Linked DNA regions of Mus musculus: all the other regions are linked to region 3. A link is a loop called in an ENCODE intact Hi-C map of the cell type or tissue named here. Cell type or tissue: heart. All regions are shown on one strand.

Evidence for each region. Peaks named below come from ENCODE experiments on the same cell type or tissue, not always from the same donor. Only the 100,000 strongest peaks of a DNase experiment are listed, where the experiment ranks them.
Region 1: a loop joins it to region 3, with 2.7 times the contacts of the local background. A loop is called at or near these places in 2 of 42 quality-filtered maps.
Region 2: a loop joins it to region 3, with 2.4 times the contacts of the local background. A loop is called at or near these places in 2 of 42 quality-filtered maps.
Region 4: a loop joins it to region 3, with 2.4 times the contacts of the local background. A loop is called at or near these places in 3 of 42 quality-filtered maps.

The regions. Positions count from the first base shown.
Region 1 is chr3:53,057,086-53,065,085 of GRCm38, reverse strand. All of the region lies in intron 2 of Lhfp (lipoma HMGIC fusion partner), which reads right to left. Among named protein-coding and RNA genes, the nearest start is that of Lhfp, 20 kb to the right of the region's middle. In heart, no CTCF peak of the experiment used is centred here; DNase peaks (open chromatin) are centred at 1,275 and 4,915; H3K27ac peaks cover 2,262 bases.
Region 2 is chr3:53,242,326-53,250,325 of GRCm38, reverse strand. The region is part of intron 3 of Lhfp (lipoma HMGIC fusion partner); the gene reads right to left. Among named protein-coding and RNA genes, the nearest start is that of Gm40048, 150 kb to the left of the region's middle. In heart, a CTCF peak has its summit at 3,015 (motif pointing right); DNase peaks (open chromatin) are centred at 4,335 and 4,595.
Region 3 is chr3:53,162,093-53,170,092 of GRCm38, reverse strand. All of the region lies in intron 2 of Lhfp (lipoma HMGIC fusion partner), which reads right to left. Among named protein-coding and RNA genes, the nearest start is that of C130075A20Rik, 74 kb to the right of the region's middle. In heart, no CTCF peak of the experiment used is centred here; DNase peaks (open chromatin) are centred at 3,912 and 4,612; H3K27ac peaks cover 1,487 bases.
Region 4 is chr3:53,219,708-53,227,707 of GRCm38, reverse strand. The region is part of intron 2 of Lhfp (lipoma HMGIC fusion partner); the gene reads right to left. Among named protein-coding and RNA genes, the nearest start is that of C130075A20Rik, 130 kb to the right of the region's middle. In heart, no CTCF peak of the experiment used is centred here; a DNase peak (open chromatin) is centred at 3,367; H3K27ac peaks cover 1,162 bases.

The DNA of each region.
Region 1 (8,000 bases), 110 kb after region 3:
AATGACCACAGTGGGGGTGATAGTAATTTTTAAAAAAAATTCCTCATTATGAGTCATAAAAGACATAGGCCAATATGGGGGAGAGAGAGAGAGAGACAGAGAGAGACAGAGAGAGAGAGAGAGAGAGAGAAAATATAAATGAGAATTATCCAAAAAAGCAAAACATTCTTAGTTGACTCCAATGAATGAATCCACGGGGTTGGTAAGTGACTTACACGGGTCAAAATAGATTTTGCTCGAGAACAAGCTAAGAGGAGCCAGTTTGCAAGTCATCAGCACAGAGGCATTCTGCAGAGCAGCACTGTGACATATTTTAATGTCTTCCCGGCTAATAAGAGTAAAACAGACAAGCAAGCACAGGCCTGGGACTTGGACCATAATTTCTGCTGCCCTGGGAACAGCATTTCATAGAGTGATCAGGAGATTTTTGCTCCTCATCAGATCTTTATTAATCTACTGTCATGTCTCTGTATTTTATTGTTCCTGCCAGGTAACAGATTATATTAATAATTTGAGGTCATAAAATATAGAGGCTAACTCAGGGGCCTGAGAACAAGGTGAAGAATGTGTCTGGCATGATCCTTTTCTTCCCAGAACCTCTGCTTTTCCTGTTAGGGGAGGTGAATAGATAGCATTCCCAGGGCTGTCTGTCATATGAGAGGGCCAAGACTTGTTGTGTATTCCCCAAAGGCAATCAAAATCCTGCAATTTGCATGTAAGACTCACAGTACAAAAGGCACATAGACACTGTTACCAAAATACACAGGCCCTGGGTTGCATTCTCAGCAAAGGGGTGTGTGGAGCATAGAAGAATAAAATACACCATTTGCTTAGAACCAAGTCAAACTCTCCCAACAAGCTTGCTACCCAGCTCATCTCCTATAAAGAAGGAAGATAAACTGGGAGGAGTTAGGAAAGATGTTAAAGTTGCATTATAATATCAAGGGGCGGCAAAAAAATTCTTTCTTAAAAAGTAGAACCCAGTGTATGTTAGGAATGTCAATTCTAAGCACTGCTGACAAAAAGGAAAGGCTAGAATTTAACTGGGTTCACTGCAGGCTACATATGATAACACAATTGTTATTGCGAAATGAAGCCTCGGTTACAATTCTGGTGCCTTGGTTTTTATATTTAGGTGGTTGTTAAAATAAGATGGAATGCTGGCAAGCTGCCACAGGACAGCAAAGAACCCACAGAACGTGGAAGAAATGGCCACAGAAACACAGCAGAAAAGAGACTGACCGTTTTCAGGGGACCGTGCAGGAGGCTGGGAGCTTTAGCCCTCAGTGCCCAGTACTTTCAGAAGGCACATTTGCTTATTAGAAAAATGCATCCCGTATACAGTTTAGCCCTGGCCAATTCCTGGCAGGGTGGCTGCAAGAGGGGAAGCTGGAAGCCCTTCTGAGATGTGAAGAACTGCTCGCATGAAGATCATCCCTTTGGGGTTCACGGATTCCGGTGTGTTGACTCACAGCTTCGGCCACCACCCCAGCCAGTGAGCGAGCCAGCAGGGAGAGAATGGGTCCCACCCTCTGCCCCTCTGCTGCGCCAACCAGCTTAGGGGGAAGTCATACAGAGAATAACAACTCTTTAAGAAAGGTGGCTGCCAAATAAAAGGCAGAAAAGCCCTGGGGCCATTTTGTTTAGATTTTTTTTTTTTAACTCAATTTGTAACCCGTGGTGCCCTGAGGTACACCTGAAAGACAAATGCAAAGAAATGCAGAGATGACTTCTGGGAACTTGAGAGACAATTTTATCTATTTATTTATTTTATGGCAAGTTGTTCCTCTCTAGTGTGTAGCCCCATACACCTGGGTTTTGTTACGAAGGGAAAAGAATTGTGTCTTCAGATGGGGCTCTCTTGGGTGGAAATAGTAAGTAGCTGCACCAGGGTACAAAGGAGCCTAACACTGCTAAGCTTTCTAGTCCTTTTGCTTTCTTGGTAACCAGGGGCTTTCTACTTGCTCGAACTTCAAGCATCCTTTGGAAACATTAACATCCATCTCTGTATGGCAGAAACTGTGGAGTGTGTGTCCTGTGCTGTGGGTCCCTCCAGGTTACTGAAGCTGAGCTGACAGCAGACACAAGATGCTGGGAACAGAGCTGAAGGAAAAAAACCGGATAGGACTGCTTCTGCCTGTGACTTTAAACTTGCTACTTGCTTTCCCCTAAAACCAGGGTTTATAACTACAATTTTCTTTAATATACTGAGAAGACATTGGCTAACCATGTAGCCTGGTGTCTTTCACATGGTAGCCATGGGATGAATACTTGTTAACTAGTGTTGTTTTAGGCATCACATTAAGAACATTTCAACTATGGAGACAGCCTTGGTGTCCCAAATACAGGCTAGGAGACTCCATTCTTAAAGCACAAAACCGAACAGGAATGTTTAAATGATCTCACTTAGAGATGGGTTTTTCAAAATCAGAAAAAAATATATCTATGTATAGATATGTACATCTATACACACATATATATACATACACATACATACATACACACACACACACACACACACATATTCCCTGGAGAGATGGCTTGGTGGTTCAAAGCACTGGCTGCTCTTCCAATGGACTGGAGTTCAGATCCCAGCATGGTGGCTTACAACCATCTGTAACTCTAGTTCCAGAGATCTGATGCCCTCTTCTGATCTCCACAGACACTCTACTCATTGTTGAATACATATATACAGGAAAAAAATACCCATACATATAAAATAAAACTAAATTTTTAAATGTTCTATAAAATATTAAATTATAAGGAAAAGGACTGACTGAAGAAAACTATCAGTTTATCTTTCTCTGATATCTGATATTTTACAAATTTTAAAGACCATACTTTCTGTAATAAATTCTCTTTATCTCCTATTATTGAAGTTGAAGGAGAACAAAATAGACAAAGACCCCCCCAAATCCAAACATAACTTGAGATTATTAAGAAAGAAGTAAGCAATCACAATAAATTTTTCCAAAAAATTCAAAATAAATATATTAGACCTTGTAGACCACATAAGGTCTGTTTCTTCATCCTCTCCCCTCCTGTCCTCTCCCTCCTCCCCTCCTCTCCCCTCCCCTTTTCCTCTTCCTCTCTTCTTCTCTCCTCTCCCTCCTCCCACCCTACTCCTTATCTCCTCTCCTCTCCCCCTCCCCTCCCCTCCTCTTCCCCTCTTCTCTCCTCTCCCCTCTCCTCCTCTCCTCTCCCTCCTCCCCTTCCCCTCCTTTTCCCCTTCTCTCCCCTCATTTCCTCCTCTCTTCATCTCTTCTCCTCTCCCTCCTCTTCCATCCCCTCCTCCTCCTCTCCTCTCCTTCCTCCCCTCCTTCCCTTCCTCTCCTCTCCCTCCTCCCCTCCTCTCCCCTCCTCTATTCTCCTCTCTGCTCCTCTGCCATCTTTTTCCTCCTTCTTCCTTCCACTTTTCTCTCCTCTGAGAAAAAAGTTAAAACAAAAAAAACAAACAAAAAAAAAAACCAAAAACCAAAAACCAAAAAACAAAAAAACAACAACAACAACAACAAAAAAGACAAAAAGAGACTTCCAGGATGGATTTGCTGGCAGGAGCCAAGAAATTGTACAAAAACAGAAAGTAAATTTAACCTGCAGCCTGTTTTTAAAATAAAGCTTAATTATTAAACACAACTTTCACTTGTCCACAAACTATCTCCAGACTCTTTCCCATAGAGGAGAATGCCTTTCACAGAGACAATATGGCCCATGACGCCCCAAATACTATTTATTAACAAACTCTTATGGAAATGATATTTTCTGCTCTAGAGCAACAAAACCACTTCATTCTTATCACTTTCTCCATAATTCTTAACTCCAGAGAGAATTCGAGCAAATGGTCCCAGTTACTTGGTTGAGGGGAATTTTTTCCTTTTTGCCAATATTATATGTCATAAAAGGCAAAGCATGATAAATTTTATATAGGAAACCAGTGTGAGGAGGAAAATTTGCTCCTTAAAATGGGTGGCTTGGCACACATCTTCATAGCTTGTAACAACCTAAAATGGGAACTACTGCCTTTTATGAAATGTTTTATGAAAATAAAATAGCCTGTTAGAATTCCAAAGGAGGATGCTCAATATAAACGTGGGGCAGGAAAACATCCTTCAGAAGAAAGTGAGTTTGTGGTGAGTCTGAGTAGAGTTTAGTGGGCACAATCATTTGCTTTACCCAGAACAATGGCCTGCTCGGATCTAACATGCTTCTTCTACGGATCAATTTCAATTCAGATCTATAAAAAGATATAAAACTAGTAAACAGAGCTAAATGCTGTGTGTGGCTCTCTCTCTCTCTCTCTCTCTCTCTTATTTGTGTGAGAGACAGAGACACAAAGAACAACGAGTATTAATATAACTAGCCAGAGTTTTAGAGAAAGAGGCTCTGATTCAGAAGCCTCAATAACATACACACATAGACACACACTTACACTCACACACACAAATACACACATACCCATATATACATACATATACACACTCACACATAAACACACACACATACACATTCATACACACACTCTCATACATACACACACTTCCCACACTCATATACATGCACACTCATATGCACTCATTCATACACACACACACAGAGAGAGAGAGAGAGAGAGAGAGAGAGAGAGAGAGAGAGAGAATGTTAATTTCTGTGTCTCCAGCCTCAGAAGGGGTTGATATAGTTCAGGTAGACAGACACTCCTCAAGGACTACCATGTGCATGCAAAGTCGAGCAAGAGTCTGTCTAGAGTCCTTACTAGAAGGCAGAGATCCCAGGCACTGAGTGACTCTGTGGGCCTCAGGGAGGAGACAGTGCTTTTTATCAAAAGCAGTTTCCAAGTGCCTGTGAGACTCATACAAAAACTGAACTGAAGCCAAATCATTTCCAGAAGTTAGATTTCTCAGCTGGTCATCTTTCTCTCAACTCTGTTTGTGTTTCGCCCTAGAAATTAAATTTGGAAAGTACTACAAGATTGTTCCTATCCTGTTTGTGTTTCACATTCCTTCTGCATTACCAATCAAAAGTTCTTCCTGCCATCCATCTCAGAAGCTCCAGGCTGTGTCCAGCTTAGAGGGATCAAGCGCTACCTCCAAGCAAAGGGCCCAGCACCAGCAAAGTGACCTCCATCCCAAAGTCAGGGATGTTAGAAGACTCCACAAACACAAAAGGCTTTCTATAGATGCAGCACGTTCTTCATCCATCCATCCTGAAACCTGAGCACTTAATTTTCAATGGGGCCTAGAGCAATTTTCTATCCTGATTTCCACTGTTAGTTTACATACATACATACATACATACATACATACATAGAATTTAAAAGGGAAACCGCATGAGAGCAAAATCCATGCACCCTAGCTTGATCATCTAAAACTATTTAGCCCTCAGCTCACTTCCTGGCATGTAGCAGAGGCTTAGCATCTCTAGATAGCTGGACAAAATTGCAAAAGACCAGAATTATGTTTCTTTTGTATTCTACAAAGTGGTAACCCACAAATGGCTTCGTAAACCTGCTTGGATAATAGCTGAATGCAGTGTTGGGAGTTAACATGCGAAAGATCTACTATCAATGCACCAAAGACAAGGATCCTGGCAGCTTTAAGTCATCCTTAAAGCCCGTCGTGTGTATAAGGTTATAAATGCAAACGTTAAACCAGGGAGGGAAGACATGGGATGGATAAGGTATCATAGCAAGGACAAGGAACGTCCTAGAGCTCTGCCTGTGACCTATACAAGCAGCAACCAGATAGCATGATAGGAAACCTCAAAGGTACCTAAAATTAGATACAAAGCAGCCAAACATAAAGAGAGCATGCACGATACAAAAGAACTACAGTTTCTCACGGGAGGCTTTGAACAGCAGTACTATACAGTTCCTAATAGTGTATATGTGTTCGTGCACATGCACGCACACACACATGCACACACACATACACATACAATGGAATCCACGTAGGATGCGCCCCTTCTACCTTTACCTCTGCTTTGGCAAAGCACACCACTGTCAAATTTTCTTCACCAAGTCCAACAGGCCACTTACTTTCCTGTGTTCACATCTAAACTGTGCTGGCGGGCTGTTTCCTCCACTCTTCCCACTTCCTGTCTCATTCTTTCCCTAGGAACATCCTGTGTGCTGCCCTTGGCCCTCACACAGATAGCTCATCACCGACCTCTCAGCCCCGCTCTGTCTTACAAAGGGATCAAAATTGTATGGGATCTTCTCCTGGAAAGCCAGGGCCTCTGGCTGGCGTCGGGGATGCTTGTTTTGTTGTTTGCTCCTTCCTCATCGTGGTATTTCAGGGAGATTTCTCTTTCTTTGGGATCCATTACTCAAACAGTCTGATATATGAAGTGAAGGCCTCTTTACCTCAAAGTCTGTGGAGATCACAGAGTAGCTAGTAGCTACTTTTTATTCATGTTTATGTACTGTGCAAGGCACCCTAAAGGAGACATCTCTTCCTCCTGCCTTATTACAGTTTAATTTCTTGTGTAAACTAAACCTCCCCTGGGGGAATTTTCCTAAACAGGAAGCTTTGTTTCCTAACCGTGGAACCAGAGACTCTGACTATCTCATTTTAGACATGTCCTTATGTTGTTTCAAACTAAAGTAGAACTCGGTTCACTTCCCGCTACTTGGATTTATAATAGCTTTACCAGAGTTCGTGCAGACTAGAGCTGGGTTGTTGACCTACCTGTGCAATACAGTGAAAAGCCTCTAAAAGTCCTGGGGCTGCAGATGAGAGCCGGCTGCTTAGATTGGTAAGGTGTAAGGCTTTAAATGCTGTCCTTACTGATACAAGGCACATGCCAAAGATGGTCAATTAAGCATTAGTGCCAATTTGGGTCAGGACAGGTAGAAGCGTAAACATTCATTCTCCCTAGACCAGAAAGAGTCTAAGCAGGAAGCTTTCTTACCGCGGCCTGGAAATGAAATGATGGTGTCCATTCATTTCACGAGATGGGGGCTGGTGGGACAGATCAGGGGAAAGAGCGCTTGCTTCCCAAGATGAGGCTCTGAGTCCAGATCTCCAGCAAGCACAGGAAAAGCTAGGACTATGCTGCCTGCAAGTCCAGCCCTGTAGGGAGCAGACACGAGAAAAGGATCCCCAAGGCTTTGCTGGTTGCCAAATTAGCTCCAAGTTCAATGAATAAAATGGAGATCAATAGAGTAAGATAGCCAAAGTCTTCCTCTGGCCTCTGCATACACTGCCAGGTACTCACACACGTGTGCATACACACACACACACACACTATTAATTCTAACCTCTCTCTAATTTCTACATTAAGAATAGTAGAGTGATGTGCATCCTGGACAGGGATGCAGGCTCACTCATAGTTTTTAAGGCTCCTCTATTGCCTTTTCAAAATTATATATATATATATATATATATATATATATATACACACACACACACACACATTACCTTGGAGGCCTGTGTGTTCATTTTGACTGTTCTTCAAATTATGTCACTTGTTCTATGTTAGAGATGACTAATGCCACTAGCCAATTGCTCTTTTGTTTCAACTAATAGAATTAAAGTCGTTGTTTCTTGCCCTGTTATACATAGCACGGGCTGGCTGCAAACTTGCTGGGTTTGTGTGTCCAGCTTTTGATACAAGCTGGAGTCATCAGAGAGGAAGGAGATCCAGCTGAGAAAATGCCTCCATGAGACCCAGCTGTTATTCATTTTTCTCAACTAGTGATCAGTGGGGGAGAGCCTAGCCCATCGTAGGTGATGCTATCCTTGGACTGGTGGTCCTGGGTTCTATCAGAGCAGGCTGAGCAAGCCATGGGAAGCAAGCCCGTAAGCAGCAGCCCTCCATGGCTTCTGCACCAGCTCTTGTTTCCAGGTTCCAGCCCTGCTTGAGTTTCTTTCCTGGCTCCTGCAGTGATGGACTGTGATCTGCAAGTGTAAAGCAAAGAGACCCTTTCTCCTCTCCAACTTGCTTTTTGGTCACCGTGTTTTTGTTGCACTTAGAAACCCTGACTAAGACACTTGCCTCGT
Region 2 (8,000 bases), 80 kb before region 3:
TGGCAACATAGGTTATTATGGGAAGCCTTTATGTTACTGGAGGCCCTAGAAGAAACAGAATGGCCTGGTCTCTTGTTCGAGTTTAAAATGTGATTATTCTGCATTGTTTACACTCTCTCCAAACCAGCAGGGTCATCCAGTCTTGATCTTTTTTCCTCCTCCTCCTCCCTTTTTTTCTTTTTTTGGTATAAAGTTAGCTGCTTTGGGTATTTGCTTTCCTAATGAAAACTTGACTGACGCACTGCTATAACCCCACCCCCACCCCATCTCTCTGTCCTTGCTGCGCCTTCTTGTGCTCCCCGTGGGAATGTGAGCTCCACAGTGTCCTTGCCCCTTTCTCTTTCCTCACAGGGTCACTGCTGGCCATCCAGCGTGTCTGGTCCTGAGTCGGGACTTTATAAGATGTCTGACTTCAAAGCACATTATCTTTCACTGAGACATTTTGACAGTTAGCATACTGATATGCAAATATAAAGTTTGGGTGGAGAAGAAGCAGGCATGTCTCACCTTATTCTCTTTTGTTGTACAAGGAACAAAGGTAAAAAGAAGCAAAGGATCAATGGAACAAGAAAAAAAAATCTATGTACTTAAATACCACAGGAAGACAGGTCGTTCTCTCTAAATCCCTCACACAGCATCACGGTCAGTTCCCTGCCCTGCTTTTCTTGCAAACGTGTTGAGACAAAGGATGGAAAGGATATGTGCACTGTTTATAGAATATTTTCAGGAGCAAATCTCAATAAGAAAATGAGCTATAGATGCATATACACATATATGCACTACAGATGCATATACACATATATGAGCTATAGATGCATATACACATATATCCTCAAATGAGGGCAAGGTTCATGCTTTCGAGTCTATGGAGAAAGAAATTGATAAGCAACATGACTGGGGGACAGCTGGGGGACAGGTCCATCACTAAAGTGCTGCCACACACACACACACACACACACCAGACTGAACTCCACCCCCCAGGACACAGGGAAAGCTGAGCATAGCATTTGTATTTATAACGCCAGGCTTGGGGTCAGAGAGCGGGAGTATAGACAGGCAGCTCACTGCAACTCACTGCCCAGCTCACACTGAATGTACAACACACACATATGCACACACATATGCACACACATATGCACACACATGCACACACACTCACATACATGCACATACATGCACGTGTGTGCACACACAACATGTAAATAAACATGGATACATGCAAAATGAAAAACTGACATAATGACCACTCCTTATCTGAAGTGGGGGTGTGTGTCAAATTCAGGGATGTGTGCCTGTTACCCAAGTATTGTACAAATTTAGCAACAGCTATACTCCACAGATCTTTTTTTAATTCTAAAAATTTCTGAATCAAAATTATTGATCTTCCCTTACATTCCACTGGCACGTGTGGCAGTGTAGGGGAGTAGCCACGGGCAGCTCCGTGGTCCAAGCACTCTGACATGCATCCTGTCTAAGGGACTCACAGCTAACTACATCCAACTGAGCTGACAGCTGACAAATTAAATCACCTGAGACAAAGAAGACATCTTAGCTTTATTCCTGTAATCTCATTGTGAAGTGACAGGTCAATTAGACCCGTGTGCAGGCTCTCCGTACCCAGGTAGGAGGGAACACGGTCTAATCCAGCCCCCTGGGAGAAGCCACCAAGTGTGCCTGGGCAGCACCTGGGGGTACACGTGGCCCATTTTCCTCACCAAATGCCTCTAGTCTGGCAAAATGAAGTCGATTTATACTCCACGTGGGAAACATTGCTTTCCAGAGAATGAAAGGCATTTTTTCCGAGCTGATATAGTTGAAAGACAAGGAACCCATGAGCCCCACACAGAATGACTATAGGGCTTTTATATGTAACTAAAATGGTCCCCAGGCAGTGGTGGCAAATGCTTCAGGCAAAACAGGAAGGCAGCAGGGATGAGGGTGGACGCTGTGACGGGATTAAGTCTGAACACAACAGAGCCTCCTTTAAATTCCAAACCTGCCCAGAACCAGAGCACCCTTCCTCTATTTCTGAGACCTTTGCCTTTTTCCTCTCATTTCTGCCACGAAGTGAGCATATCACAGAGCCACAGACTTCAGCACTAAAGGCATTCTTGAAAAGGAAGGCACAGGTCAAGTCTGACAATCTTATTTTGTAAAGAGTCAGACAGTAAAAAATTTTAGTTCAAAGGCAACCACTGATACCAAGTATGTCAGTGAGCATTGCTGCCTGCCCATAAAATGTAATTTACAGAAGTGTAGAGAGCAGATGTGGCCCATAGCTTGCTAGCCCTGTATCTAGGCCACTTTTTGTGTTTTAATCACGAGGATAGGTATCCAGGACACTGGTGACTTTCCCAGGTCTCTCAAAAGTGCTCTCCTCAGCATGTCACTACACTCGGCGGCTGGCTTTGTTTATGATATATAACATCCCGATTCCCACACTAAAGCAAGCTAGTGTCTCTGCTAATTGCAGAGAAACACTTAAACTTGACTATTCACCTACACAGTATATGCAACCGTGACTACGTGCTGTATCAGCTACTACTTCTTGCCTAGGACAAACCTTCTGAAGAGGCAATCTAAGGAAGGGTGGATTCCTTTGGGCTCCCGGTTTCTGGGGCTTTTAGTCCATTGGATGGAGAAGGTGTGGCTGAGCAGTTCTTTGTCATAGTGAGCCTAAGGCAAAGGCGCTCAAGGGGGACAGAACAGGAAGGCAAGAGAGTCAAACTAGAACTAGTGTATAGGGCTGTACCTTCAAAGGTTGCCTTCAGCAACCTACCCCATGCTAGCTAGCCAGAAGGTCACTTAACCTCTCAAAACAGCATGCCTTCTAAGAATGCGTGTCCCAACATATGAGCCTCTGTATGTGTGTGTATATGTGTGTGCACATGCACACACACGTGCATGTGTCAGAAGGAGCATTAAACAGAACCACAACATTGGACTTCATTAAAAAAGTATTTATTTTAATTTTTTGTGTGTGGGAGTACATATGTGCACCACATGCAATGCCAACAGAGGCCAGAAGGGGGCATTGGATCTCATAGAACTCCGAGCTGAGGACTGAACCTGGGCCCTGTGAAAGAACCTTAGGTGTTCTTATCCACTGACACTTCTTGTCAGCCCTTTAAAGAATGAATGCCTTCATTCTTTAAAGTAATTTCACATGCTCAAAGCAAATAAGTATAAGTTGGGGGTGGGGCTATAAATAAACCACCACCATCTTTCATCATCAAACTAGGTCATCTGGACATCGTGTCTGACCTTGGTATCTACGGATTTTTGAAACATAGATTTGATTTAACTGAAAATCAAGGTACTCCTTACCTGCAATGTGGTATCTGCAGTGAACATGTGTGTACACTGTTTCTGCCCTTATCCCCTCATAGCGTACTAGCAGGGTTATTACATTGGAGCAGGTATTGTAAGTCAACTGGAGAGGAAATTAAATGCACAGGAAACTGTAGGGAGGCTACATGAGGATGCTACACCAATTTCAATAAGGAATGTGAACATTCTCTGAGATTAGTGTCTGCAAGGGTCCTGGAATCATTGCCATTGAATGCTAAAGATGGCTGCATGTACTTCATGTCAATGTAAATTGCTTATTAGGCTTATTTACCAAGCAATTAGCTATGATGGGGGTTATAGGCAGGAGTGTGGGAGGGCTTAAAAAAGCCCCACTGGAGATGATAACACCTCCTTAGCTGAGGGAATGAAAATTCCTGGCAAAAAGCTCTTTCTGCAAAGACGGATTGACTAATCAGCGCTGCAGTGGTGTGGAACGGTGTGGAATGTGGCAGGACCAGAAGCTGGCTACCTTATCTTGGGCTAGCTTTAGCCCCTTGAGAAGCCGTTCCTTGCCTACCTCTGTGTTGGAACTAATATCCATAGATTCACCTTTCTAGAATCTATTAACTTAGCAGATAACTAACTTCCACCAACTCAAAAGCTACCAGTGATGTCAGATAGCACCTGAGGTCTATAGCAGGGCTTCCTCCATCTCGCTTTAGCCTCCTTTCTGATGTATCCATTGCTGTATTTTAAAATTGCCTTATAACAATTCTGTGGTATGCAGCTATTATTTTTTAAAAATAACTTTATGAAACTGCTTCCGTGTGGAAATATAGGAACCTGAGATGACCTCGCTGCGTATTTTCTAGGCCTTGGTCACTCAAATTTGGCTCTAGAATAAATTCTCACTCCCTTTGATGCGAAGAGTTGTGTTTGTTGAACTGACAGCTGCAGAGCTCGGTTCTTCGCAGCCAATAGATTTCTATCCTCTCCCTGAGGCCCTGTGCATGTAGGGAAGGGTTGCACACAGCTGGTTTGGAGGAATGACTCATCCTCTGGTAACAGTGTGATGAGCCTCTTCAGGGAGGCAATATGGACAGTCAAGACCCTAGACCTCCTGCTCTTTTTGTTCTACGTTATCTTCTTGTCATACATGACTGTCTCCTGGGCCAAATGCCCAGGTTTTCATGAATTTAGCTGTGCCAGGTTCCACATATCAGCACAGCTGGGTGTCTTGAGTGTCTGCATTGCCTCCTTGAGGCGGCTCATCTCACTGTTACCAGAGTGAGTCACTCCTCCAAACCAGCTGTGTGCAATCCTTCCCTACGTACACATGGCCTCAGGGAGGGGATAGAAATCTATTGGCAGGGAAGGACCGAGCTGGGGATCCTAGTTAGGAAGGGTACTCAGTGGGTCTAGGAAGTGGGTGACCAGGCAATGCTGTAGCTGTGGCTGCATAGAACAAAGCTACACCATTCATGAAACACCTCAGACTCCCCAGGTAACCTCTTTACAGTGCACTTATTTGTTTTTCTTTGGTGTCAGGTTGATCCAGAAGTAATTCCTCTGCACTTTACACTGAATAGAGGTTCTACCTCCCTCCATCCCAGCAAACCAGTAAGACCCCCATAATCACCAGAGGGAAGTTAAAGATGCCTGACCCACCCAACATTCTCTGGTACACATGCCAAGAACCCCAAACACCCGCTTAAAAATACAGTGAAGCTAGGATGTGTAGAATGACTCCCATGATGCTCTATGGGACACATTAGACACACCTGTTAACATACCTCCTTGTACCATTCTTACTAAATGCAGTTTCCCCTTTGTCATTGGCCAGCTGGGTATCTGCCATCACATGCGCTATGATCTTTGCCCCTTAACACTGAAGCAACCTAAAAGCCTTACTAGAGATATCTGTTTGTGTGTCATTGGTTGAGTGAACAGAGGTGGCCTTTGGGCTCACACCGTGAATGAACACAGAAGCTGATCTCCAGATGGGAATGGCTAAAATAACCAACAAGGCTTCCTTTAGTTTAGTTCATGTCTCAAAGACCATGAAGATCATCCTTTAGTTTTTGTCTGGGATGCTTTGATAAAGGCAGAGTCTTCCTGGAAAAACCTGCTCTTGGATTTCTGGGTGGACCCAAAGAAAGAATGTCTCCCAAAACCCCAAGTCTGTCTCCCAGTGCTGTTGCTTGGTGAGACCCACAGAAGTTTTGTCACAACCCTGTCTGAAGAGAGACAGCATTCAACTGTGATGGCGCCAAGTCTCCCACCCTGTCTGTGTCACATTTCCACCGAACACTGAGTGGCGTCTGCTCACTCTCCATAGGCAATGAACTATTGGGAACCCAGTGGCTCCAGGCAGGACTTTGATGCTGGCTATCTGCCCCGAGCTAAGAGATTTTCCCTCTACAGTCTCACCATGCTTGGAAGGCAAATCAAGGGAATATAATTAAACCAAATCCAGTTAAGCCCAATTTTGTGATCCTTTTTTTTAAACATTCATTTATTTATTATATGTAAGTACACTGTAGCTGTCTTCTGACACACAGAAGAGGGCATTGGATCTAATTATGGATGGTTATGAGCCACCATGTGGTTGCTGGGATTTGAACTCAGGACCTTTGGAAGAGCAGTCAGTGCTCTTAACCACTAAGCCATCTCTCCAGCCCAATCTTGTAATTATTTATGGTAAATTCCAACACTCATTGTAAAATCTGACAGATGGTGAATGGTTAGCCACTCTTTTTCGAAGACCTTATTTCCAAGATATAAATAAAAGCAAGCCTCAGACCGAATTCCACTGTACATACACTTATTTAACAAACAAACAAGCAAACAAACAAACAAGCAAACAAACACCAGCAAGCAGGTGTAACACAACTCATCAAGGCATGGTGCCATGTGTCTGTAAGACCAGGTTTTGGAAGGCAGAAAGGTTGGAAGATCACAAGTTCAAAGCTAGCCTGAACTACACAGTGGAATCAAAGCAAACTGAAGCAAATGAAAGATAAGTGGCTTATCAAACTGTTCAAGATTGCTCTTTGTGTTTGGGCCACCAGTGTGCAGGAAAGACACCACTGGCAAATACTGCAGGGGTCAAGAAGGATTGTGTTCCCCTTGGCCATTCACACTCGTACATCCTTCAATAGAAAGATTAAAACACTCTCTTTAAGAATGATCAAGTGGTGTCAGGCAGGAGGGGCACATGCCTTTAATCCCAGCACTGGGGAGGCAGAGGCAGGCAGATCTCTGTGAGTTTGGGGCCCGCTTGGTCTACAGAGTGAGTTCTAGGACAGCCAACGCTACACAGAGAAACCATGTCTCGATAGATAGATCAAGTGGTGGATACCGATCTAAGCCGAAGGCCATAGCTGGAGTTCATCACTGAAGATGACTCAGTTATTGCACTACTCTTTACCTGTTTCCTGGTAAGGAAACTGCCTTTGCCAAAGTCCCCCTAATATCCCACTTGTCTTTTCTTCCCTTGAAGATGGTGGAGATTCCTAGCTTCATATCCCACAAACCAGAGTTGATGCCTCCGTGCAAGAGGTCTCTGTGAGCCTGCTTCATCACTGTGGCCACATGGGTTATGATTGCTCAGAACCTATGCCATACAGGTTGGTAAATCTAAACACCACTTGTGGTTGGTGTGATGCCTCTACTCCTAGACAGCAGCTAGATGCCTCCCATGAAAGGACAGGGAGACTCTGCTACTTCAGGCAATCTTCACTCTTAAGTGTCTTTATCAGTGAATGTTCATTGTAAAAGATTCATCGTGCTAATTAAGCATGGCACACACTTCACCAATAAAAATCCATGTCTGGCAACTGCTATGTTCCTAAAAACCCCTCACCTCTGTGGTGTCTCTTAAGTCTGTTGACAAGAAAGATGTGTTAGTTACCATTCTGCTGCTGTGATAAAATACTATAACTATAGAGCAGCTTGCAGAGGAAGGGGTTTATTTGGGCTTATGGTCCCAGAGGGATTCAGTCCATTGTGGTTGGGAAGGCCTGGTGCCAATGCAACAGCAGGGGGAGGAGGAAGCAGAGAGAACTGAAAGTCAGTCGAGGTTATAAACCTTTCTAGCCCACCCCCAGGGATGCACCTCCTCAAGCGCCCATCTCCAAAGGTTCCATAATCTTCCTAAACAGTGCTACCAACCGGGGACCAAATGCTCAAATGCCCTTAGGGGACACTTCTCATTCAAATCACCACTGCAGACACTGAGAAAGCAGCCCAGAATCAAGTACCTCAACTCTGAGTCTGAGAAACATGGCAATACTCATGGGGCTATGTCCACACAGTGCAGATAAAACTGGATCAGGGGTAACTGGGCAGAGAGTCAACTCACCTGGAAGACAGGTCATGTTTTCATAGATGTGACTTAAAGTCAGAACTCTACATGGGACTTATTTGCACAATACTTATTGAAATAAGGATGTTTTCCTCATAGCATTCCTTGCAAGCACTTTCACAGATAATGAATCAGGTCTTTACAGCTTCCAGTCTTCCTGGAGAGATCTGAGGCTCCCAAGGGGTCTTAAGTTTAAGGTTCAGGCCATTACACTTTCCGAGGTCAGATAACCAATGTTGTCTGCCAGAAGGGCTGAATCGCCAGACATCAAGAATGTCTTTGAACAAAGTACAAAGCTCTGAATGGTCTCTCTTGAAAATAAATGCATAAAGAAATACAAACT
Region 3 (8,000 bases):
TGGTTTTATTTAAAGTATAGTACTCAAATCCTTTCTGAAATTTCATTTTAACATTACTAAAGAATATCTCAGTCACTGGCATTTGTGGACAGAATGGATGTATACTTATACATGTCCATTGCTCTTGGTTTCCTAGTGATACTGTTTTAAAAGACAGAAGGGTTTCACCCAATATATGTAATTGCTGGCATTTTAAGTCATTTGGAAAAAGTAAAGTTCTAGTACTTGTATACGTTATTATTTGCTCCGCCCCTTTATTCTTCCTTTGAAGGATTTGCTAATAAGAGTTGAGAGTCTCAGATGTTGTGTGTCTAAACCATTTGATAACATTTACTGAGTATGCAGCGTAGGCTGCTGGAATGGCTGCAAATGTCAGAAGCAGCAGTCTCAGCTTCCCAGAACTGCAATCTGGGTTAGTCATTGAGGAACACAGGACATGGGAGTACCCACAGCATACTCTGAGCTAACTCCACACATGCTTCTCCCAGATCAAAGGAAAAAAAAGGGGGGGTGGAGTGGTGTTTTTAGTTCCAGAGATCATCAATGCTTATAAGATAACAAATGCTTATATTGTTTAAAAATCAAATTATCTTTGTGGGTTTGTTTTGTTTTGGTTTTGCCAGAAAGAATGACTCAAATCCCAAGATTCCAGGAGTTTCATTATTTCTAGAGAAAGCAGACATGTTTAACACAACAGCTAGGAGGAGGCTGGTCCAGAAACCGGGGGGTGGCGGGGGAGACAGTTTATGGGAACAATAATCTGGTTTTATTTCACTGGGGAAAAGCTTTGAAGTCTCCTGTTACTTCTTGCGGTTGCTGTAATGTATTTATCAAATGTTAGGAAGCAGTTACTTCATTGGCTGTAATCATCAGTGATAGTGTGTGAGAAGAGAGAAAGAAGAGCTTTCCGGAATACAGCTAGAGTATTCCATAAATGAACAGAATACATCCAGAAAGCAAAGAAATTGTAGAAATTTCATTACATTTCTGATGAGCCCTATCATATGAAGCAATACTCCCACTTGGCCATGAAATGCACATCTTTATTTCCTAAACACGCAAGACACAAACACATTGATTCTTAGAGTTGCCCTCAAGGTTGAAGGTTCGGAAAGCTGCAGTCTTTCAAAGGTATTAACAATGCAAGAAGAGGCCAGTGTCGATCAAGGGATAGACACACACACTTTTTGAGGGCAAATACCCTAGGTGACATATCTGAAGTCACATACAGTCAAGTGGCAACTTCCTGAAAGGGCTTATTAACCAACCTCAGCCAACCTTCCTGGGTGACTCACAGAGTGAGGAGAATGGAGGTCCTTGTGGAGAACTGTGTCTGCTTGTCCAGACTTCAGACTATGATGAGGATGCCTACTTATATATTTTAATCCATTCCCAGCCTCTGCAGAAGGTCACATCACAAAGCAGATGTACACGCTCATTTTTATAAGCTGAGGAAAATGAAGGCATCGACAGGTATCTCCTTTCTGGAACACACCTCAGTGTATTAGTGTATCCATAAAACCAGCAGCCTCAGGATCTTGGACAAGCCCAGGTGTCTTAGTGTGGTCATTTGCATATGCTTGGCCCAGGGAGTGGTGCTGTTAGGAGGTGTGAACTTATTGGAGTAGGTGTGACCTTGTCAGAGGAAGTGTGTCACTGTGTGTGTGTGGGGGGGGGGGGGGGTTAGATTTCCTTCTTCTTGCTGCCTGGAAGACAGTAGATTGCTCCTGGATTTCTTTGGATGAAGATGTAGAACTCTCAGCTCCTATAGTGCCATGCCTGCCTGCATGCTGCCATGTTCCCATCTTGAATGATAACAGACTGAACCTCTGAACCTGTAAGCCAGCCCCAATTAAATGTTGTCCTTTATAAGAGTTGCCTTGATCACAGTGTTTCTTCACAGCAATAAAACTAAGGCAGTGAGGGTTTCATTGCTGTGAAGAGACACCACGACCAAGGCAACCCTTATGTATGTAGGTCAACACTTAACTGGGGCTGGCTTACAGTTTCAGATGTTTAGTCCATCATCATCATGGTGGGAAGCATGAGAGCAAACAAGCTGGATTGGTACTAGAGGAGCTGAGAGTTCTGTATCTTGATCCAAAGGCAGCAGAAGGGGGGCTGTCATCTGTAGGCCATCAGGAGGGGACTTAGATTCCACACTGGACAGAGTTTGAGCACAGGAGACCTCAAAGCCCACCTACACAGTGACACACTTCCTCCAACAAGGCCACACCTCCTAATAGTGCCACTCTCTATGGGCCAAGCATTCAAACACATGACTCTATGGGGGCCATAGCTGTTCAAACCAGCACACCATGGGTGGAAAGGATTACAGAATCCTGGTGTTTTCACTGAGTTTTATCTCTGCATCTCAAAAGCAAATAAAAAGAAATAACAACAAAGCTAAGAGCTTCCTTCAGAGGCAGAGAGAGATGGAACATATACAGCTCATGTTCTGAGGATATTACAAAGAACAGAGTCAAAGGTCAGAGGCCTCGGACATCAATAAAAACAACAACAACAACAAAACAAAACCTTAAGTTAAACTCTGAACTACATACTTGGGACATCAAATGACCTAGTGAGTTTGTTCCACGGGCACACAACAAATCAGTACTTTGCTGTTACGTGTTTCTGATAAAATGTTAAGATAATCCAATGGAAGAAAGGCCAGACATGTCAATGAAGGGGCTGGAACAACCACACAGAAAACAAACAAAAATGACCTCATATGTGTTAAAAAATGTATTCTACATTTTCTAAGACTCTAAGTAATTCTAAGATTATGAATCTCCATGTAAAAATAAAACTATAGTAAAAATATCCACGCTGTTTGGTTAGACATGGATTGCTTAAACACAAACTATAGAAGAAAGAATTGCTAAAATAGGTTTAATCCAAATTTAAAAAAAAAGTTTATTATTTGAAAGGCAGCTGGGAAAACAGAGGCATAAGCAGCAGACTTAAGAAAATATTTGCAGTGCTCTGTTCCTCATATTGCTTAAATCCCCCAAATGAATACAGAAGTCTCACAGTTTAGGAAAAGAACACATTCAAGAAGGAGAGAAATGTCTGAACAGGGCCACCACTAAAGAAGGCCCCCAAATGGAAATTCTACCCTCTAGTTAGGAATGAGATGACAAAGCCTCTACCACACACCTACAAGCAGATTATATTTAAAAAGACTTGCAGTTTTTAAGTTATGGGAAGGACATGTGTCATGTGGCACTCTCAGACACTTCTGTTGAGGATGCAAAATTATCAACATATTCCAGAAACTGGAATGGTAAATTCTTGTAAAGTTATAGGTATGACCCATAGAGTCTATCCTTAGGAATATACTCATGGAAAATAAAGGCTGGCTTACATTTGCATAAAAGAAAAACCACAAGACAAAATGCACACTAAGGAGAAAAGATCACAAGGCAACCTTCTAAGGTGAGGGAGGCGCTTTATATACCAAGCAACTGCACACAGTGGCAGATCTCAGAGAAGCTCACCATGGCCTGGGTGCACTGCATTGAACCAAATAATGCTTTGAAATCTCAAGTTTAATTCGGTAAAGATCCCTCTTTATTTGCTGCTCATGGGCACAGAAAACAATAGGAACATAGTAGGGAGTAACAGCTGAGACTAAGGATAATGACTGGAAGCTGAGACCCCAAAATACAGAATGTAGATCAGACAGACTACCTTCCCATGAAGATCGTCCAGGGGCTTTTATTTTGTAGAAAAATAGTCTTGACTGAATAACGGAGAAACAGCTGAGTCCTGTCACAGAGTGCTCGCTCATGACAGTCCACATCAGAAATCCTTGGAGACAGGGAAAGGGCAGGGAGGGACAGGATGAAAGGAAGACATCAACAGAAGAACAGGAAATAGGGGACGACAACTAGAAAAACACAGACTCTGTAATCTGTAGAAAACTGCCTGGCAGGGAAAGAGGTCATGAAGCTGGGACAGCGCGAGGAGAAATGGTGGAAGAGAAGGCAGAGGCGTGAGAAAGGTCACGAGGGCCCTGCAGAAAGAAAGCAAGGAGACTCAAAGCCAAGATGAGCCAACAGAGAGAGAAGAAATGAAGAGAGACACAGACTGAAATTAAAGAGGGCGACGAGGTTTACATCTGGAGTCAAATGTGAGCTATGGAAATGCCTGCGGATTATTTTCCCATAAAAAATAAAACAAGGAAATGCCAAAGAAATAACGAGAGGAATTTCTTCTCAGATAATTTCAGTACGATCTTGTTCCATCTATGAAATGTAGCCTTTGGGGGATTTTTTTTTTTAAACTCAGCTTAAATCAAACTTTTGGTCCAACGATTTTTACATTTTAATGATTTTTTTTCAAGAATCTTTAAAAATGTTTAGAAACGATGCTGTGCTGAGAAGCAGAGAACCAGCAAGATGGAGACAATGGTGGAACCAATCTGCGCTCTAGTCCTAGTTCTGTCAGGACTGCGAGACGGGCGCACACTGGGGCATCTGCGGTAACGAGATACACCTTGCCAATTTCAATGATTCCACTTAACTCTTTTCCTCTCACACCTTCCTATGTATCTCCCTTCCCTTATCCCCCTCCTCCCTTTCTCCTCCCCCATGCCCTGTTTCTTCGTTCCATCAAATGATGCTTTGGGCCAGGCTGAACACTCAGCTGCTGCCAAGGACACAGAACCACAAGCCATGCAGCGCTGCTAAGCACTTGGACTTGCTGGACGCCAGCTAGAGCTTCCAATGCTTTGACGTAAGAGGGAAGCAAGTATCAGACATTCTGTCCTAAATATTAATTCTGTCAAAGATAAAAGCATGTTTTTCTTTCCTGTGGGAACGTCAGCCTTTTGTATACAACATTTTTTCTAGGTACACTCTCTTATTTATCTCTACGTTTCCTCAATGTCATGTCTTCCATTTCAGCCTGAAATTTTAAAATACATCCTGACAAGAAAGCCTGGGGGTGCTTTTGTACTTGAGGCTGTAAACACAATCATGGGAATTTAAGGGCAATCGTTTCTGACACCATCAAAAGCCGCACCGACCTAACTACAGACACCTCCAGAAAAGCATGCTTTGCTCTGCCAACAACGTGGTGTGCTAGAAATCACTTAAACTAGGTTTGAGACTATCCTAACTGGTGTTGGCATCACAGCCCTCCTTTCAACTCTCCTCAGAAGGAACATGATATAAAGTTGTTTTAGCATAACAAATACTATACCTTTATATATCTTAATCCCTTCTCTTGACTCTGTGCTATTCAACTCATCCCTGGAGGATCTGTGGAAATTTCTGTTTTTACCCTGTGACCAATGGATCTCTGCCAATTAGCAGGTGTTCGATGAAAACTTTTTAAGAGATGTATGGGGGAGTCATGTGCTATACCTACAGAGGCTGCCAAGCTTCAAAAATGAATCCAAGCAAAGCTCTTTGTTGGACTCGAGATTCATGGATTCAAGGTTGCTTAGCTAAATTGAGACCATGAAAAGTCTTCGGATTGAATGAGAAAGAGAGTCCGGTCTTTTTCCTTTGGCTTCTGCCCCAGAAGGTTGCACTCAGTTTCAAGAGGGGACATTGAAGGGGGCCAAACAGAAACATGACAAACAGCTGACCTAAGGCTCAGGCTCTCTCTCAGTGGTCCCTGATTATAAATAGCAACTGGTTCTTTCAATCACTTAGTACAGAGCCCGAGGTAGCATTTGTGGGTAACTAGTAAACGGTCTGTGGTTATAGTGCAATTGTAACTACTGGTACTTTCAGTAGCAGGGTTCTTGAATGATGTGTGACAAGTGAATATTATTTCATAATTCACAGCCCATCTGCAGAGCCTAAACACTATTCCTGATGGGCCTGGTGGTGAATGCCTGTAAGCCCCTCACTGGTGAGTATGACATAGGAGGATTGAAAGTTTGATGCCACCATAGGGTATATAGCAAGTTCCTGTCTCAAAGCAACAAGATAACAAAGTTACTCTGTCTTAAACTTTTTTCTTATCTGGTGACATCATCAGGGACAGTTTCCATACCATTCAGGGACAGCCTCCCTACTGGGGTGCACTCATAGTAGGCAAAAGAAGAGACTCAGGACAGTCAGGAAAAGATCTATCTGACCCCACTTGACACTAAGAGAGAGGAAGAGAGAAGGACATGGGCAGAGGTGTTAGGATTTAGAAGCACCTTGGCGGGTTGGAGCCAAGGTTTGCCTCAGAGAAAAAATACCATGCAAGTTCTCACACAAGAGATTTATTGGGAGAGAGGGAAGCGAAAGGCCATCTTGGTGTGGGGACATGTGAGGTAGTGTGGAGAGAATATCTTGTGTATTGTGTGGGTACATCACTTGTCAATTAAAAAGTCTATGCCATGTGACTTTGACAGAAATAGAAGGTGTGACATCATGGAGGCAAAAAGAATTCTGCCATAGAGTCAGGAGCAGAAAGATCTACCCTGGAAGATGTTGGAGACAGATGCAAGGTACCTGCACATAGATAACCAACCACATGGCAAAAATGTAGATTAAAATAAATGGGTTGTCTTGAGTTATGATCTAGTCAGAAGAGAGCCTAGCTCTATGGCCAAGGTATTTGTAAATATATTTTGAGTCTGAGTCTTATTTCTGGGAGCATGAAACCGGGAGGCAGAACCAGGACTAACTTCTACAAGGTAGAGACATACAGACAGAAAGACAGACTGAAAGACAGAGAGGATGTGAGAGAGCCATGATGTCAGGAGAGACCTTTTAAAGAGTGTGAGTGTTACAGCTCCTAGGGACTGTGGAAATGTGCTGCACCTGGCAGTGCCAGGTGATGATGTGTCCGGTCCCTGAAGGGCACACTGGTGGAGTGCCTGATTTCTAAGAAGAAGAATGGGGCTGTCTCCTGAGTGTTTTTATGTTGGAGGTGTGGTGCCAATGAATTATACTAAGAGATGTTTTGAGTTCTTTGTTTTGGTTTTTCAAGACAGAGTTTCTCTGCATAGCTCTGATTGTCCTGGAACTCACTCCACAGACCAGGCTGACCTCAAACTCAGAGATCCTCCTGCTTCTGCTTCCGGTGTGCTGGGATTGAAGGTGTGTCCCACCACCCCCCAGCAAGATGATCATCTTTTTAAAGGAGTGTGCCTTAAAACATGCAAATTGGGTTACTGGAAATATTGCTCTGAGGAGGATTACCAGTGAGAGAAGGCTGACAAAAAAACCCTGCTGCTCTCCACCCTCCAGGCTTCTTCAGGTATGGCTTAGGGTTTTACTGCTGTGAACAGACACCATGACCAAGGCAACTCTTATAAGGACAACATCTAATTGGGGTTGGCTTACAGGTTCAGATGTTCAGTCCATTATCATCAAGGCAGAACATGGCAGCATCCAGGCAGGTATTGTGCAGCAGCTGGGAGTTCTACATCTTCATCTAAAGGCTGCTAGCAGAATACTGGCTTCCAGGCAGCTAGGATGAGGGTCTTACGGCCCATACCCACAGTGATACACCTACTCCAACATGGCCACACTTTCTAATAGTGCCACTCCCTGGGCCAAGTTTGTACAAAGCATCACAAGGTGCTTCCTCCTCTCTTGTGATACCATTCGCCACCAGACCTTCCCCTGAGGTCAGATGAATAATGGCATAAATCTTGGACTTCCAATCTCTGAAACTGAGCTAAATGAGTCTCCCTCAGGCACTGTGTTCCAGCAACCAGGGGAAAACCAAACCAAACCAAGGCCCAACAGCTTGAGAAGCCAAAATAAAATCTACTTAGAAACCTGCTGCTGGAGCATTTCCCCTTTGCAAAGTCTCAGCCCTACATCCAATGGTACACAATCTTTCCTAAGCTTACTACAAGCACTTGCCAGGAGTTCCTTACTGCCTTTTAGAGTTAGACACCACACAGCAGACAGCTTTGCAATGGGAAACGAAGCCACATGATTATTCCCTAGGTGACTAAGTCAGCAGCACCCATCTCAGCGCACAGCTTGACAGAGGTGGCTCTGTCTGTGAGTCTCCTGCCTCAGTCAAATGTA
Region 4 (8,000 bases), 58 kb before region 3:
ACGACGTATAGAGATTTTCCTTACTATATTTACAGACCTTGTTTCCATCCAGGCTTAATTTTAAGCAAGTTCCTTTGCCACTACTTTAAAAACAAATCATAAAAAAAAAATCACACTATCACACATTTTGAAAAAGCTGTGTAGTCAGGGGCAAGGTGGGAAGGGCCCTGGGAGCTGGGGCAGCAGCCTTCCGGAAGTGCCAATGGAGGTGCGATGCCAGGGAGCAATGAGAGTCAGGCTCACTTGGGACTAGGAAGGAATCTATTTTTGTCATCCCAGAGACTCTGCAACTTTTAACAGGTCATGAGTAAGTCACAAATTATACATCAGACGAGCCTTCCCTTTTCACCCAGCCTTCTCACTGTAGTCTGCTGGGGGGGTAGGGGCAACACATCCTGAATAAGGTCATTTTGTAGAGTACAGAGAGATGCTGCCTCCTAAAAACGAATAGAGAGACAGAGAGAGAGAGAGAGAGAGAGAGAGAGAGAGAGAGAGAGAGAGAGAGAGAGAGAGAAAGAGAAAGCGCACTAGGTGACTGAATAATTCTGCAATTTAACAAATCCATTTGAATAATGCAGTGGCTATTAGGCCATTCCATCCTGACTACACAGGGCTTGGGGCTCACTCTATTCAAGGACAAATCAAAATATTTTAGGAGCCACATCCATGGACTGACCTTTCGAGAGAAGCCAGTGTTAATGGGGAAAAAAAAGACCTTTGATAAATGCAAAGATTCAGACACTCCCTAGTGGTGCCGACTAAAGTTAGAAATCGACGTTCTGTGCTGGAGAGATGGCTCAGTGGCTAATTGCCCTTGTTGCTCTGGCAGAGGACCTGGGTTCAGTTCCCAGCACCTGCACGTGGCTCACAACCAACTGCAACTCCAGCTCTGGAGATCTAACAGCCTCTTTTGGTCTCTATGGGCATTCTAGACCCATGTAGCAAAACACGCATTTATAGAGAATGAAAAATAACTTCAAAAAAAAAAAAACCCAATAACTTCAATAAAAACTGTAGAGGTCTACTCTTTAGCCCAGTGACTTCCTTCCTCAGTGTGGATTCTTCATCTGTCCACACACTCCCAGTTCTTCTCTGTGTCCCTACAAGGCTAGTGCTATCTGCCATAATGCTAGTTAAGTCTTAGCATGTGAACGTGAAGCCTTAACTCTGTGAAGGGTCCAGAGGTTCAAGATCAAGCCCAGGGCTGGGAACCTTCCCTGCTGCTGAGCTCTTTCTATTCAAGCTCCGCACTGAACACTTGGCCGGGGAATATTACCGTAACAACACTGCTCCAGCCAGGAGACAGAACAAACCCCCAGTTAGCCACTGCCAATTACTCTCCCCAGGTGGGAAGAGTGGCGTCCTCCTTACGCTCATAAAGCCTTATTTTTATTATTTTTTTTTCCAGGCTACTCTTGAAAGTTTGTATGTGACCCCATTTCTTTTCCATGACTATTGAGCAATTTTTTCCACTTTTCTTTCTTTCTTTTTTTAAAAATAGTGTGACTTTTCCCACCCACCGCCTTTCCCATCAATTCATCCTTTATGGCTTTTGGATACTTTCATCCGTCCCTCAGTCCCTTTATCTCCTTTTCTGTGACAAGCACTGAGGGAAAGTGTTTTCTTTACTGTTCTCATAAAGGCTGCTCTATCTTCCAGCCAGCTATCTGGACGTTTCCTTTGGAATGGGTTGGCAAGCTTCCATCTCAAAGTCTCCCTCTGTATGCTAATTTGTATAGGAGGCCCTCTCCGTTTCCACAGCAGATAAGGACTCCTTTACAAAACATAGCAGAATAAACAGCCACGGAGAGGGAGCGCCAGTGAGCTCTAGTGCTGTAACTCTTCAGATCCCCTCACCGCCACACACACACACACACACACACACACACAAATGTAGCTAAAAGCAAACTATATGTTGCATAGCAAGACAGGTGGGTCAGGCTCCAGTAAGCCATGGTCCTCTGAGTACTTATCAGAAACTGAGGCACAGGGACTGTAAGAAGCTTGTCCAAGAAAAAGAGATCTCAGGTTAATCGCAGAGCTCTGGAATCCCAGTCCAGGACTCTTTCCTATCTGTTATCATCTCAGTGGTTGGACATGAGTCCACTTCAAGCCACATGCACAGCATGAGGTCAAACAGGGACATGGTGGCTTTGGCCCTATCTGAATATCTCTCTCTCCCAATATCTTATCTACTGCTAACTAGCCGTGGTGCCCCGGAGATCCCGGACTACTGCATCCACCACTGGCTCTCTGTCTTGAGACCTTCGCTTTTCTGAAAGTTGGGTTCTTTCTCTTTGATAAGAGAATTTTGTTATTGAATTGGGGGATCACAGCCTGTGACCTAAGTCAGCTTTGGTCACCAAGGATCCTCAGCAAGCCAATCGAGAGCCAACTTCACTGTGGAAAGCAGGGAAAGGAGACATATTCGATGGGAAGAGGGGAAGAGAGATTCTGGACCCCGCCCCCCAAGTCCATGTCCTGGGTCCTGAAGTGAAACTGAAGTTGAAATAGAGAGCTAAGCATGTGCTCATCGAAGAGGTCATGGTCAAGGTGTGGTCCCATCCACCACTGATCGCCATGATCTGGGCTTCACTCTCATCCTTCTGGCAGCCTGACAAGTTGGTAGAACACTGTGGACTCTTTCTGGAAAAAAAGTTCCTCTTCCCCCTCTGACTTCTCCTAGCATCAGATTCCTGGAGAACTCCTATTTCTTTGGGGTCTGTGGTTTCAATGGCCGATGGGAAGGCTAAAAGAGATGAGTGTCTTTTTTTGGGAACATCTTCATTAATGCAGGGCCAGGTACATTTCTGTTCCTTAGGTTAATGCTCCGACTTGGCCATGAAAATCCGTGCTGTTTAAGTCTAGAAACATCAACATTCAGCCCTCCCTGCTGCCCAGCAGTGAGCTACTGGTTTCCCACCCCCCAGGAGCTCCTGCATACATTACGGTTTATTTGAGGTTGTATATTGCATTGCATTACAGTTATTTCTGTATTATATCTCCTGTCTGTGGGCTTACTTCCATTCCATGCGTTCACTTATAATATTTGTTAAATACCAAGTCACTGTGACATTACTATTTGTCACTTTCAAAAGCCTGAGGAAATGACACAACAGTTCATAATCAATAAATGATATGACATATAATTGCCTGTATTTAATACAGAAGCTTATCAAAGTAGGCCTGTACTTCTAAATGTGCTGCAGAGCTTCCAGGGGACACACCCAGTGTTCTGAGTATCTTCCAGCCCCGAGAGTCCCCAAAAAGAGCCATGTGCTCTCCGCTCCACTCTCCACATCCACATGTGCAGTAGTCCCGAGAGTCTTAGCCAACTGGCAGCTTGCAACCCCAGACAAGGGACAGGCCCTTTAAAACCTGCCAATCCCTGCTTTTAGGGTCCCAGTGACCCCAGTGTGAGCTTTAGGGCTCCGAGAGTCTCTGTCCAGTAAGTGTACCTGCAGGCATCATAGTGAGCAGTGGTCTTTGTCATCACAAGTAATACCTCAGAGCTGCAATGCAAAGGAAAGTGTGCTCTTTTCTGCACCGACACCCATGTGTGATCTAATCGCAGGCAGTCTTTCTTTGTTTAATCATCCTGCAGACAACTCTGGGTTTTCTTAAAATGTTTTTCCAAATGGTCCATCAACCCTTGTTTCGTTTCCTTTTTCAGATCATGTGACACAAGACACAAAAGACAAATACAGGGCGTCAGGCACCAGGATGCCTTCCTAGCGCACAGAGGAACCTCAGGAGCTAACTTCAGCCATGAGTGGCTTGTCATCTTTTCTCTTTCCAGGGTCCCAGGCAATCTCGGGTACAGAGAAAACAAGTTGTTTCTGATGATGAGAGTGTGGCGGGTACTGCCATTTGCAGGTGACACTTGTCAGGCAAGCCAAGGCATCAGCTTCCCAGCCCTGGGCTACAAGCACTTCAGCTCCATCAGCCACCTCTCCAGGGGCTACAAAATGAGGGAAGAGCGTTGCCTTGGGCATCGGCAGGGATCGAATAAGATGGTGTTGGTGAAGAAGTGGCACAGTCCTTGATCACGAGAGTCAGTGAGTGGTCTCAATTGGAAACTGTCAGTCTGTCCTGCAGACAGGAGAGTGTGGTGAGTGTGCTGTCATATATATACGGGCAGGATGCTGGTAGTGTCCTTTTCTTTCTCTCTTCTTACAAGAAAGAATAGAGAAGGCCTGAGCAGGATTATCCCTACCACGGTGAGCACCGGACACTTGCTCTCCAAGTCACATCAGTCGCACACACTGATGCCTTTCCGGCTTGCTCATTTTCTATTTTTCTTGCTACTGTTTTATGTCTAGAGGAGGCGTCGTTTATACCAGTCAAATAGAGCCAGAACTGATGAGGTGAAGCACGCGGAGCTATCTAGGTGCCACCCACCACCGCGATGACCAGAAGTAAGGGTAGTGTACAGCTATGGCTTGACACATTTGGTTCTTGGCTTTTACTGTAAGGTTTCTGGACCATGTTCACCAAAGAGACAGTTATTTCCACTGACCCAATGGTGTCCCATTGTATCAGGAGTAAAATCAAAGTTACAGGAGTTTCAGATTTCCAGTGTGTTGTACAGAGCAATACATGTGAGGACCAGCTTCCCGGGTTAGGGGCACTTGTTAAAATGCAACTTCTGGTCTGCTGCTCTGGAACAGATCCTGATGAGGCCACTGGCTAGGACCCACAGAAAGCAGCAAGGGCTTTGTAAAGTGCTTTCTGCCAGATTTAGATACCACCCTAGTTAGATATGTGACCATGAGCCTTTGGCCTCTCTTGAGCTCAGATCTTCTTGCACAAAGTACACCTAATAATTTCTGTCCCTTAGCATGGTGCCTAAATCTGCATCATTGTCATTAGCCATACATTCAGGGCTTATGACTGGAGCATTGGGAGCATGGCATACAATAACAGCTTAGGATGGCAGTGGATTGTGTCGGGGGCTATAACAATCATGCTATTGCAGGAGAAACACAAGGACTTCAGTTGGTACCGGTTGATTTTAGAGTCTCTATTAGTGGCTACAGGTGCTCATGAGTGGATGATCACATAAACAATACTGTAATCTCATCAAAAGCAAAGATACTTTACTGCTTGTTCATGGCTTCACAATAGAAACCTTTTTCTAGAGCCAACCACAGATCTGTGGCTGGGAATTGTTACATCCCCCTCTAACTTGATAGGAGAAAGTTTCAACTCTTAGAGGAGCTGATAGAAATGGACAGCCAACATCTGCTCACTGACCATAGTGGGTCTAAGGTCAGCAGGGCTTTAGAACTGGTTTATCCGTTTGCTTATCGCTGACCTGCCCATTTTCCCATTTCTCTATGGATCTGGAAATCCATCCTTTTGTGGGGGCCACATAGGGGAAAGAGTATTTGTTAAGGAAGTATGGAGCCTCAACTAATATAATTCTTGTCATCTCTCATACACTGCCCTCTTGCAGTATGCAAAATGTTTGCCATTATCCATCCATTATTCTCTATCCTTTGGCCCAGAAGGCACTGAAACTGGGACCCATCAACTTTGGAAAATGATTTATGCACAAATCTCAAGAAAGGGCACTTCTAATCCTTTCACAGTTCCCAAACGACTCTCCTGCACATTAAAATAGAAACGCCTTGCCTTGGCTCTCCGACCCAGAAATCCCAAAGGGAGCTCACAAGACACTTCAGAAAGCCCAGAGTGACAGTGGAGTTCACTTTTAAGTAAAAGTCTCCTTCCTTCAGGATCCCTGTGTGCAAAATGAATTACTCTTAAAATGATTTTAAAAAGTCAAACAACCATCACAATTAAGCATGCAAGTTAAAAAAAAAAAAAGCAGGGCTAGGCTCCAACAATACCCTTTCAGAAATTAAACAAAAATAAAAAGCTGAACTCTTAAGTACACTGCAAACTCTGGCTCCTTCTCTCCTTGCTTGGAAAATGCAGTATTGGTTCCAACAGTACTCCAGTAAGTGTGTGCCCAACCGCAGAAAAATGTTCCAGTGGAAAACTGTTGGGATGAGGGCTTTGGAGCCTGGCAGCCTTGCATTCAAATATTTGCTCTGCTGCTTCTTAGATACTGGCCTTGCAAGTCTTAAACTAGAGCTCTAGAAGTTTCTTCATAAAATGGACATACAATGGACTGCCTCTTACAGAGTCATCGTGAGGGTTAGATAAAACATGTCTAAAGCCCCGGGACAGACTAAGACATGCAGCTCCCACCTCGTGATAGTCTGACGAAGTGGAAGGAACGTTATACGGAGCGTTTATCTGTAGAACAGTAGTTATACAACAGGGACGCGCTCTACCTTCAGGGCACGTTGTTTTATAGAACAGATTTGCAAAATTCTGGGATTCGAGGGCAGATATCTGGCCTCAAAGACAGCACAACCCAGCATCCTGAAATCAAATGCTCTCCCCAGCCACCTCCCAGCCTGCCAGGCACCCAGATCTTTGCTTTGATTCCTGATAAACAACCAGTTCAGTTTCCTTCACAGGGCCCTGTTCTGAGCGTGGGAAGCACTTTGATGCCCTCATCATGAATCTTCCCAGGATCCCTGGGCTAACTGACACCAGGGACCTCAGTGGTGAGATCAAGGGCCAATCAGACTGACTCTGGAGAACAGGTTTTTGTCACATTGCCTCTTGCAAGAACTGGGGCAGATTTAGGAGTTGTGTCCTGTTTAAATGGAGATAGGCAGAAGACCTAGAAGCTCTAAGCAGAACACACCAAGTACCTTGTCTTGATAATACACAGAGGACCCAAGGACTGGTGACCCCTGGGAAGCGCTGGCGACTTGGGCACCAGAGAGATTTGAGTAGCCAAGTTCCATGGGGAGAAAAGAGAAGTGGGAATGTGCATACCTAGATTGACCCTGATGTAGCTGCAGAAAGCATTACTGCATCAGTTACTACTCAGAATGAGTGAAGGAGGAGGATAGCCAGTCCTTGAGCCTCAGAATACTGTCTGTGCTATTGTGAATAAGGCTACCTGGACGACTTGTAGCTGGTGTGACATCAAAGGAATGTACATGATAGCACAGCACATAATTGATGTGCGGTAGCTGGTGGTCCAGCATGTTTGCACAAAGCATCTCTCAGTACAGGCACATGGGGAGAGGACCAACCAGAGGCGAAAACCACATCCCTTTCCAGGATCATTGGTTTTCAGTGATAGTGACTGACCCCTGGGCTTTGTGCATGCCACACAGTGTTTTACTAATCTCCTCTCCCTAGTATTATTACTTTTTTGTGCATGCCACACAGTGTTTTACCAATCTCCTCTCCCTAGTATTATTACTTTTTTTTTTTTTTCCAAGACAGGGTTTCTCTATAGCCCTGGCTGTCCTGGAACTCACTCTGTAGACCAGGCTGGCCTGGAACTCAGAAATTCACCTGCTTCTGCCTCCCGAGTGCTGGGATTAAAGGCGTGCGCCACCACGCCCGGCTCCTCTCCCTAGTATTGCTATCCTAACAGCATGAAATTACTGAAGACAGCAGAGAACCAAAGTAGAAGAATCTACTCAAGCAGTGGCAGATGGCTGAGACACTCACTCAGGTGGTCTGGTAGTCTGGATTCAACTGCAGGGGCTTATTTCAGTTTTGACATAATCAAAATGCTGAGCCTGAAGAAGAAAACACTCGCCTCACTAACAACCTGAACCCACACGGCAAGTGCCAGAACGTTACAGCCTTCAGGTCTTGATCAGGTTCATTTTCTCCACCAATTAAAGAATTAAAAGGCAGGAAAAAAAGTCTCAGATGTAGCAGGAAGAAACAGCTAACAAACCTTATTACATTAATATCCATAACTCCATTATATATATATATATATATATAATATATATATATATATTATATATATAATATATATACATATATATTATATATATAATGTTTACAACAGGTTTCAACTGAATTTTAAATTAACTTTCCTTATAAACTACCCTTTCACTAGTGAAGTATTAGAAAATCTGAGCATCTTATAATATTATTGATGAGTA